Linked DNA regions of Homo sapiens: region 1 is linked to region 2. Evidence: chromatin contacts called from ENCODE Hi-C or POLR2A ChIA-PET data. All regions are on one chromosome and are shown on one strand. The core of a region is the stretch at or near the end of the contact, and the rest is flanking DNA. Distances in the headings are between cores, read along the strand shown. Region 1 overlaps LOC105370507 (a long non-coding RNA gene). Region 2 has its middle 190 kb from the start of CDKN3.

Region 1 (5,344 bases), core at 84-2,583, 100 kb after region 2:
CATGTTGAACCCACTTAATCAGAAACCCTGGATTTGGGCCCACTAATCTGTATTTACTGAGACTTCCCATTGATTTTGTAGCACACTAAAGTTTGAGATCCATTACTATAAAGTACATTGTTGGGGCAATAGTTGAAACTCTGGAGTAGGTGGTAATAATATATCAGTGTTAATTTCCTGCTTTGCAGGTCATTTGTAGGAAGAACATACTGAATTATTCAGGAGAAATAGAAAATTATGCCTACAACTTACTCTTAAATGACTCAAGAATTGGCCAGGCAAGTTGGCTCATGCCTGTAATCCCAACACTTTGGGAGGCCAAGGTGAAGGGACCACATGAGCTCAGGAGTTCAAGACCAGCTTGGGCAACATGGTGAGACCTCATCTCTACTAAAAATAGAAAAATTAGCCAGGTGCGATGGTGCATGCTTGTAGTTCCAGCTACTCAGGAGGCTGAGGTGGGAGGATTGCTTGAGCTCACGAGGTCAAGGCTGCAGTGAGCTGTGATCATGCCACTGCACTGCAGCCTGAGTAATAGAGCAAGATCCCATCTCAAAAAAAAAAAAAAAGATTCAAGAATAAAAGTTCTTTGTAATATGTATACAACTCTTCTGTATGTTTTAAAATATTTCAATATAAAATTTTTTTCAATGGGATGGGACTAAGTTACACATTTACTATATTAGAAAGTTTGACTCATGTTCACTCTAATTGCTTTTATGTTAAGTCAAATGTGGCACTAAATACAAAGGATGCATATTCCATTACATGTATGGTTAAATCTGCTATGGAAAATAGTTTGTTCACCCAAAACCATCTGTGTTTATTTTCAGGTTGAACGAACCCTAAGGTTAGTCACATTCTTTAAAACCATTTGATGAATGACACAATCTCTGAATCACATCAAAGCCAATCTGGTTTCTTCAAGGATTCCATATCAGTGGAAAAACATTTCTGCTCAAAAGCATCTGTCTATCCATATGTGGAAATAGTCAATACATGAAACTGAAAAATAATTGTTTTCAAATAATTGGCTATATGACATACACAGCCCCTCTTTCTCAGCTGCATTACTAATTGCCTGAATATGATCTGTGTTTTGAATTTTTCCCTCATTGTAGAACTTTGCAAGACTTTCCACTGCACAAAATTATAATACAGCAAGAGCAAAATATAGCCTGAGACAAGTACATATGTTGGATTCTATTCAAATATGCAGGGCTTTATCTAGAAGGAAAAATCCTTTTAGAGTTAGAGAGGAAGTGAATCAGGCCCATGGACTTTGGGTAACCGATATGCAAACATCGGTGGTTGGTGGTGGTTTTTCTCCTTTTTGTTGTCTACTTTGAAGTTGCTGTACAATATCCAAATACCCAGCTCCATTCTCCCTGGTGTTTTGGTGGTTATGCATTTGTTCTGAGACTATGAATGGAGAGTTTCCTTCCAACTAACAAGTGTTCCTTCCCTAGCCATAATCCTTCAGAAGAACTGAATCTGATCAGTTATGTCTCAACTGAAGAAGACAACATTTGTTTTAACAGAGTTTATTTAGAACATCCTGCTGCTAATGTCAGCACACAGATTGGGCAAGTTCCACCAAAATAACTTTCAGGCTATTTGTACTCAATTAAATGTTTATTTAAAATTTCCTTTTGGTTTTTACTGCTGTAAATGCATTGTCCATTTTTCACATACCAGGCACTGTTGTTTAGTCTCAAGGGCATTACTTGTTACAAATTTAACAACTGTGACATATTAAAAACAACATTTAGGGAAGAAATTAGTGTTGAGAAGATGTGACCAGATGTTTTCATAGTGTTTTGCCAAAGTGTCACTTAAATGCCAACAAGATTTTAAAAGGAATTTTTTTCCAAAGTATTTCACTATACCCACTTAAGTGACCCCAAAATATGTTGCTATCACAGATACGTTAGAAACAAAGTTTAATTTTCATTTTAATCATAGTTTTCTTGAGGATACATAAAATCTTTTCACTGTCATTTTTTCTTTTATAAACCCATGGTAATTGAAAAAATTGTGACTGTGCCACATGCTACCTTTGTGATCTAAGTTTTCTTATGACTAAAATGGGGATGCTGGCCAGGTGCAGTGGCTCACACCTGTAATCCCAGCATTTTGGGAGGCCAAGATGGTTGAATCACCTGAGGTCAGGAGTTCGAGACCAACCTGACCAAAACGGTGAAACCCTGTCTCTACTAAAAATATAAAATTAGCCGGATGTGGTGGCACATGCCTGTAATCCCAGCTATTTGGGAGGCTGAGGCAGGAGAATCGCTTGAACCTGGGAGATGGAGGTTGTAGTGAGCCGAGATCGCGCCATTGCACTTTAGCCTGGGCAACAAGAGCAAAACTCTGTCTCAAAAATACAAATAAATAAATAATAAAGTAAAATAGGGATGCCATCTCCTATGATTATTATGGAAATTAAATGAGATACTGTATGTGACAATTTTATCCCAGTACCTGGCACATATAATAACACTTTAATAGTGCTATTACTGTTATAAACATTATTATTTATTGACTGACTTCATAGGGATACAAGTGAAAACATCCCCACTAATTTGACTTAGAGGAAACGCAGTCTCCCCTGCAAGTCCCTCTGAGGCTCCAGTCTTTGACTGAGATTGTCAGTTCGCACTAGGAAAAACAAGCCCATCTAGAGGAAACTACAAAAGAAAGTCATTTATTTTCACATAAATTGGATGGTAATTAGCTTCTCTAAGCTGAAGTCTAAATTCAAGAGCATTTAGAAATGAGCCTGCAGGTAAATATGACACAAGAGACTAGACTCCAAGCAGAGAACTCCATGTTTGCTCTCCTTCAGTGAGAATTCTGTTGATGTCAGAGGGTTAACAGAACTTTTAACAGTTGACTGGGGCCCTGGAGTTTTCATGATTTGGTCCACATTCAAAAATATAAAAGTCAGTGAAGCAAATGCTGTACAACAGAGGTTTTTCAGGGAAAAGGGATAAGCTTGATCCAAAAATATTTTGGAGGGTGGAGACATTCCAAGCATACCATTCCGTGCCTGTGCCAATGGAACGTGGGCACAGCACGGGAACAATGTTCAAGGCTGGAGAGCTTTAGAGTACCGGGGCAATTTTGAGTGAAAAACACAAAGAAGTGAGGAATATCCATCTCTGCCCCCATCACACACACACACACACACACACACTCAAACACACACACATACACACGCACACACACATACACACACACACAAACACACACACTCAACGCATACACATTTCCCTATTTACAGTAGAATTATAAATTCTGAGTAAATTTTAGGTTCACAAGCTATGGATTCCAAAGTTTTGTGCCAAATAATTATAGCTGCATCTTGCAGATGTACAGCTCTACTCTGATAACACACACACATTGAATTGGAAGGAGAGACTGGGTAAGTTCCAGTTATTACATTTCCATCCCAAACTGGAAATGACATTTTGTTTCTTTCCATTATCTTTGATGCTAAGTGGGTAAAACTGCCATAATGAAAATGTGTCACCTTAAAAAATCAACATAAATATGGACAGCTTTTCCATATTAATCATGAAAAGGGAGTAACTTCTAGCATGGAGGAATATATCCATTCCCTTTCCCAAATTCCTTGAATAAAGCATGTGTGCTTGTTTTCATGGTTGTATTTTCCTCATCAGTGTTTGTGATCCCTCAAAGCATGAAGGGATTTTGATTTTGAAAAATCCCTCATTATTCCCAAGAACTATATTGGCTGTAATTTGTGGGTAGAGTTGTATGTGGGTAGAAATTCATCTTCATTCTTCTCTGTAGGTAATTTGAGGAAATGCTGAGGCACTTGGATACCCAAAAAGGACTGAAGATTTCTCAATATAAATTTTAGTTAAATGCCTTCCAAAAAATATTTTGCAGTGTATTTCACTAAAGACACAATCCCTGTTTTTCCTTGACTTTGATAATATATTTTACCAAAGAAGAGCAATTCAGTTTGTGCAAAAGAACCATTCATGAGGTTGCCTGGAGATAGAATGACTCAGTGTTTCTCAAAGGTGGGGCACAGCGCACCTCAATCAGAATCACCTGGGGAGCTTTGAAAACATCAGATTCCTGGGCCCCACTCCAGCTCTACTGAGTCAGGATCTCCCCGGGGTGGGACCTAGGCAGTTGCATATTTAATGAGCTCTACAGGTGATTCTTATGCATCTTAAGATGTAGAGGGTAATTATTAGTTCTGGTCATAAAAGGTAGTATTGCCTTCTGCTCAGGAGCTTCTCTGTCTTTGAAGAGAGGGTCAGTGGCATATTGCCTTTGAAAAAAAATTCAATTTAAACGAACAGCAAGTCATTTTCCCTCTTCTCAATACTTTATTCTAGCTGCGTTTTCCTCCACAGGTTCAATCATCCAGTCTCCTTCACATAGAATAGCATTTGGAGTTGAGCAGCTACGCAAAACATTTTACTGTTGGTCCTTTATTTCTGATGTCCCTGTGTTTCTGGTCAGTGACCATGATCTGAATTTTCAGAAAAAAAAAGGGATACATAGTAACAGCTTAGTCACCTGGTAGTCACGGATGTGGGATAGACCTGAATCTCTGACAGTATCTTATAGGGCTGTGGTTCTTGAGCTTTACTGCATTAGAATCACCTGGATTTAAAACTTTCAAAGTTTAGGCCATACCTCAGACCAAAGTCATCAGAATCTCTAAGGGTAGGGCCCAGACATCAGCTCCCTGGTGATTTTAATTTGAAACCAAGGCTAAGAACCATTGTCATAGGGCATCTGTAGAAAAATGAGGTCTTTAGAACCCTGGGGAAGATCATGAATATTTTCCGTTACAGATGGAACTTTTCTGATCTGTGGTACACTCTAGTAGGAGAAAATTTAGGAGATATTTCTTTATAGAGACTTGTTCCTGAGAGAGAATTTTTGTTTCTTCAGCATATTCAACTACTATTATGGGAGGTCCAGTGTGGAAGACTGAAGTTTGAATGTTGGAGGTGTGTAAAGTACACATGCATAGACATACCCACAGTGTGTACTACCCCTTCCCAGCTACAAAACCCTTCTATGCCAACACTTCACTTTGTCTGTGTCAGGATAATCTATGAAATTTATCAGTCTTTGGCTCTTTGCTGTCTTCTCAAGAGCCGGTAACAGATCTCCAGTGAGCTGAAACAGAGAAAGTTGTTTTAAACCATTGACTGCTTAATAAATTAGCACTAGATGGCTTTTAGTCTAATTTATCTCTGGGAGCCAGTTTCCCAGGGTATCAGAGCAATACCACAAGAAAAATTATTTCCATTAAACACCACAAAAATGTCTTTCCTGTGATACTTCA
Region 2 (5,341 bases), core at 765-3,264:
AACAATTGTACTTTACTACAGTAGCAAGAGAATGCCTTAGGCTGACTAAGGGGAAGTCATCTTTGTGGAAATAAAAAATTTAAAAATCACTCGGTATTTTCAAAAGCATTACTCCAGTCACCTCCATTGCATTAATTTTCTTTTAGTGCAGGAGCCAACTCTTTCACTGACTCTAACTTGCCTTTTGCATTTTCCTAAATAGAGCTGAGGCTTATGAATAATCAACATCTCAGAAAGATGAGGAAACATTTTAGCTTGGAACTGATGGAGAAAGTAAGCCCCTGTTTCTATAACAAGATTGTATATTTTGTTCTTGACATTTTGATGCAGTGTCAGCAGGAGAGCATTTCTAGCAAATTTAACCAAAATGGGCATTCCATGCAAATGCAGGGTAACATTCCATAAATAGTCTTCTATGAATGAGCAGGTCTTAGGGCTTACATAAGGTATGGCTCTTTGGCTCCTATCTCTGAATTGTGGATGGACATCTTGAAGCTACTCTGGCCTCTAAACCAGTGTATATGTCAAAAGAGAGGGGATGTATCATTTGCGTTATTTTTGGCCTCAGGCAGCAGGTAGCCTTGAGTCAACTGGCTTAAACCCTATGGAGATTTATTGCTTCACATTATGGAAAGCCCAGAGGTGGGGTGGTCTCTTGGGTGTGCTCCTTCAGGGGCTCAATGATGTCATGAAGAACCCAGGTTGTTTTCATCTCTATCTTCAGCCCCCCATGGGCTGGCTGCCACTTCAGGCTGGTAGCAAGACAGCTGCAGCAGTTCCAGGAGTCCCATCTACTGAGGTCAGTGTTCAAGGTAAATGGGACTTTCTTAGGAGTGAAGAAATACTTTCTAGAATTTCCTAAAAAGCAGACTTTTCCTCACATCTTATTAGCCAGAGTTTGGTTGTGTGCTTGTCCTGAAACATCCCTGAAAAGGCTGACAGTATTATCTTAGACTGGTTGGGCCTAGTCCCGTACCGTGTTCCCAGAAGTAACATGGCTGTGCAGAGGATTAGTGGCTAACTAATCAAAATCAGGGTCTGTCAGGAAGAAAGGAAAAAGGAATAGATGGTGGGTGGACAACTAGCAGTGTTCACTACCGTGGCCTGGCATGTGTCTGGGGGTTATTTCTTTTACCATAATCTTCATTAGATCACTCTGTAAGACCCTGCACTGCTAATAAGTGTACTAAGTAAAATCTGTGGGCTTCTAGATAATCTTTGTGATGCTTAACTTTCTGTGGAATTTGACTGGGCTACAGGGTGCCCAGTGGTTAAACTTTATTCTGGGTGATTCTATAGGGTGTTTTTGGATGAGATGAACATTTAAATCAGTAGATTTCATAATGCAGATTCCCCTCTCTAATGTGGGTGGACTTCATCCAATCAGTTGAGGGCATGAATAAAACAAAAGGCTGACCCTCCCCTGAGCAAGAGGGAATTCTCTCTGCCTGACTGCCTTTGATCTGGGATGTTGTCTCTGCAGATTTTGGACTTGCCAGCCTCCATAACTGTGTGAGCCAGTTTCTTAATCAATATATTTACCCATTCTATTGGTTCTGTTTTCTCTGGAGAACCCTGACTAATGTAGTCTTCAAGTCTCCAGTCTCTCCTAATATCCAGATAGTCTGCCATAAGCACCTTCTATATAGAAATTCTGGGACCACCACTGCCCCCTGCTTGGCAGGGACTCCTTAAGCAAAAGCTCAGGTATTAAAAGCAAATGAAATTAGAAGAGGAAAAAAAATGTTCCTTTATATAGTGTCATTAGCATATTTATTTCCATCATCTTAACACTTTTTAAAAAATTCACCTTGTTTATATTTTGGGAAATTCCAAGTTTTTTCTCAGGGTACATTCACTTGCCCATTTGAGATTTTAGGAATATCTTCAAGAATTTTCCAGAAAGTGTTTCCATTTTGGCAGCAGCCAACTTTTCTTTTTTCTTCCTGTGAGTCAGATGAGATACTTGCCACATTCCAAATTACTCATTTGCTTTGTGAATGTGCTTGTTGTTGTGGTGACCAGAAAATTTGTTGGCTGAGGGGAGAAAAAACTTCTATTTTGTGAGGTAGGGATAGAGGGGTGGACAGAGGAAGAAGAAAGGAAGAAGTTTAAAGGAAAGAAGAGGAAATTCATGAAATATTTTGAGTCTTCCGTAAAAAGAATAGAAGAGAGGAATGCTTGATTTTGGCTCCCAGAGAAAATTTCGCAGGACTTGTGCAATGAAAATAGGGTCACCGATTGTATTCTCCTTTGTCAGTCACATACCCTTTTCCGGTTTCTTTCTCCAAACACAAGTCCAGATTAAAATCCAAGATCTGTGATCTTTTTCACTGGATGCGGTAAGTCTCTCCTACTGTAGGGAAGTCTGTTCTGAAGCAGGAGGAGCCCACTATATTTGTCACTGAGTTTTTTTACAGGCCACTCTCATAGTAATGACATAAGCCACCTCCCCAAGTCAGGAACTAGGAGGAATGTTTTCAGTATTTGTTTGAAGGAGAGAGGAGAAGCAAGATTTTTTTTCCTCTGGTTTCATCAGGAATTCTTATAAAATATAATTTAATTGGAAAAACAAAAACAACTTTGGTTTTTTCCCCTGAAGTATCATTCCTTCCCCATAACTGAATTAAGGCTAACAAAACAAAACTGTTAGCTCTTGTATTCTTGCCCCAGCCAAAGAACTTCAATACCTTCCTCTTTGCTTTACTACATCCAGTGAGAAGTGCTAGTGAACAGGTCAGGCCTGAGCCCCTACAGACCTCTTGAAACTGCCTCTGCTACTTCTTAGTGGTGCATCTTAGGTTCCTTAATTTCTCTGAAATTCAGACTCTTTTTTTGTAAAATAGACATAGTAATAGTGTCTATCTTATTGGGTCCTTGTGAGATGTAGCACACAGTGGCTGTGACACCAAATGTGTTCAGCCAGAGTTAGATATATACAGATCTATATTATAATTATTATGTGAGCTTTATTGGGAGGGCCATCACATAACCATAATTTAGCACTGACTCTGCACTGTCTGCCCTAAGGGAGTGTAACTTTGAATGCAAAACTTGCCTCAGGTTCAGTTTCAAGAAATCATATTCATGGATGATTGCCTGAAAGATGTAGAATCTCTACTTTCATTAAAATATTGTAAATTTTACACTTAGATCAAGTCAGACCATCAGGGAGTACTAAACCAAGATTAGTTAGATACTATTCTCAACAGATCGAAAAGAGGGCAGAAAGAAGTTTGTTAGAGGTAGCCAGGCAAAAAATAGAGGAGTTTTGGTGAAGTAAAGGAATTAATGCTATTTCAACTTCTCAATGTTCATCTATTATGAGGAAGACTGCAAGTATAGTATATCTGAGACAGGCAGGCTGATATGGGAGTTGCTAAAAGGTGAGAAATAAAAGACAAAAGAAAACAGACTTAAAGGGCATAGTCAGCTACTTTAAAGAGGAGGAAAGAGGAGGCGATAATAGCGGTCTTAGTGGCGTAATATGTTTGTTCAGAGTAAGAAGCAAACTGATAAAGAAACATAATTTTACATCATAAATAGTACCTGCTACCTAGTACACACTCAATAACCTTCCACAAGTGACTGAATGACACACAAATTCCTGCTATAGACCCCCTAGTATTTGAAATACAAAGTTTCAAAAACAGATTGCTTTATTTTCATGTCTTACCTCTTAGGGTTGTTAATCTTCTGTCCAACATTGAGTATAGAATTTTGAGTTCTACAGTTTGCATCATAGGCCCCTAGAATAATAATTTAAACATTGTCCTGGCATTTGTCTCAGCTGTGCTTGATCACATTGGATCAAGAAGTTACTAGTAAAAAACAAAAGCAATTTCTTCTCTAAGGTGAAACAGATCTAGAAAGGCAGCTGTATGTATGTCACCACGCTGAATGCTGAATTTGAGAGAAAGAATTCCATTGAATTTTAAGTTATTTGAAGGACTTCAAGCTCATTAAAAATGTTTTAGGTTCTGCAAAAGCCAAAATGTATTTCGCCTCAAATACATTTTTCTCTTGGCCTTTAAACTCTGGTGCAGTTGAGGAGAAATTTAATCTGAATGTTTGTGATTCATTTACACTTAACTCATCCCTGTGTGGTTTCTCAAGAGCTAGTTGGTGTTCAGTAATCTTTGGAGCCTTTTTTTTTTTTTTTTTTTAGCACTGGGAAGGTGAATTTTGCCCAGAGTAAATAAATTCAAATCCCAAAAGGTTCAGGTTCAGTGGGAAGCTCAGAACCCGTAAAGTTCAGGTTGATTCCACACTTACCAAAAATGTGTCTTCCTCCTATTCCTGTGGGTTTCATACAACCCTTTGCCTTGGATTTTTCAGAAGTTTGCATATGCAGGTCCCTGGATTAATATTTGGCTATGCATCCTTGCATATCTCCCTTTCACAGCTGCTCCACCCTCTCCAGAAACGAGAGATTCTTGCTCTCAAAAGACTGACTCTACCACTACATTCTTCAACTCAGAAGTAAAATTTCCTTTTTCCCTGCCTCATCTGCCAAGGGCAAAAATCCTTGATCCTAAACATACTTTCCTCCCATCTTTTAACATGTTTAATTTCACTTTAGAAGGTGGCCAAAATTCAGCCTCCAGTCCCCAAACTCCCTTCCTAATATGCCCTTCTACCTAGAAATTCTACTTTTCCTTCTCACTATAGGAGCTCCCCCAGCCCGTGGTCTTCCTAAATTCTAAATTAATAATCTAAATTGTGTAGGTAATTATGTATTGGATGTATCCTATTTCTCCAGCGGTTCAACATGGAAGATGCCCATTTCGCATCCCTTTGTAGCAGACATGGTGAACTGGCATTTCAGTCAGTACTGTTTCCTTCTTCCTTTCGGGCAAAGCCCCGACTTTGTGGGGGTGGCCCACACTTCTACAGGACTCAGAAGTGAATCTTGATTCGTCTGAACCAATCATGGTTATCCTATTCATCTTGCTAGAGTATGGTTTAGAAAGGGACTGGGTTCCAATCCTGGTGAAAGAGATATAAGGGCTAAGTCTTCTGGGAGCTTCTGGGAAATATTTTCTCACCCTTAAAAGGGGAGTGGAGAAACCCACAGTAGAAAAAGCCTCTCTTTCTTCTGTTGATGCCTATTGTTGTGTCTTACATGTTCCTGTTTCTGAGTGCGATGCTTGGAACTGAGCCAGACATCCTATGACCCTGGGAATAGCACATCTGAGGAGAAATCTACTCACTGAGGGCTTCGGAGTAGAAAGATAGCAAGAGTCTGGGACTTTTATGACATTTTTGGGCCACTAAATCAATCAAACCACTCTCTCTTAGGACTTCTTGCTATGTGAGATAATAATATTTCCTTATTGTT

The links. A loop is a pair of places that touch in the nucleus more often than their neighbours do. ChIA-PET counts read pairs that join two places held with the same protein, here RNA polymerase II (POLR2A). Pooled maps may share reads with other maps.
Region 1: a map of PC-9 shows a loop between it and region 2 (8-fold over the local background). The contact joins two enhancer-like sites. A Hi-C loop is called at or near these places in 2 of 168 maps with a recorded cell type or tissue (PC-9 and endothelial cell of umbilical vein) and 3 of 50 pooled maps. POLR2A ChIA-PET finds 5 or more read pairs at or near these places in 3 of 52 experiments (BJ, PC-9 and activated T-cell).

The regions. Positions count from the first base shown.
Region 1 is chr14:54,104,865-54,110,208 of GRCh38, reverse strand. All of the region lies in intron 4 of LOC105370507 (a long non-coding RNA gene), which reads left to right. Among named protein-coding and RNA genes, the nearest start is that of BMP4, 150 kb to the right of the region's middle. Within about 2 kb of position 1,333, at least 8 of the 41 ENCODE cell types and tissues checked have a DNase peak (open chromatin) inside an H3K27ac peak, as active enhancers do; they include PC-9 and endothelial cell of umbilical vein, where a contact is called at or near this core.
Region 2 is chr14:54,208,769-54,214,109 of GRCh38, reverse strand. No RefSeq gene overlaps it. Among named protein-coding and RNA genes, the nearest start is that of CDKN3, 190 kb to the left of the region's middle. Within about 2 kb of position 2,014, at least 5 of the 41 ENCODE cell types and tissues checked have a DNase peak (open chromatin) inside an H3K27ac peak, as active enhancers do; they include PC-9 and endothelial cell of umbilical vein, where a contact is called at or near this core.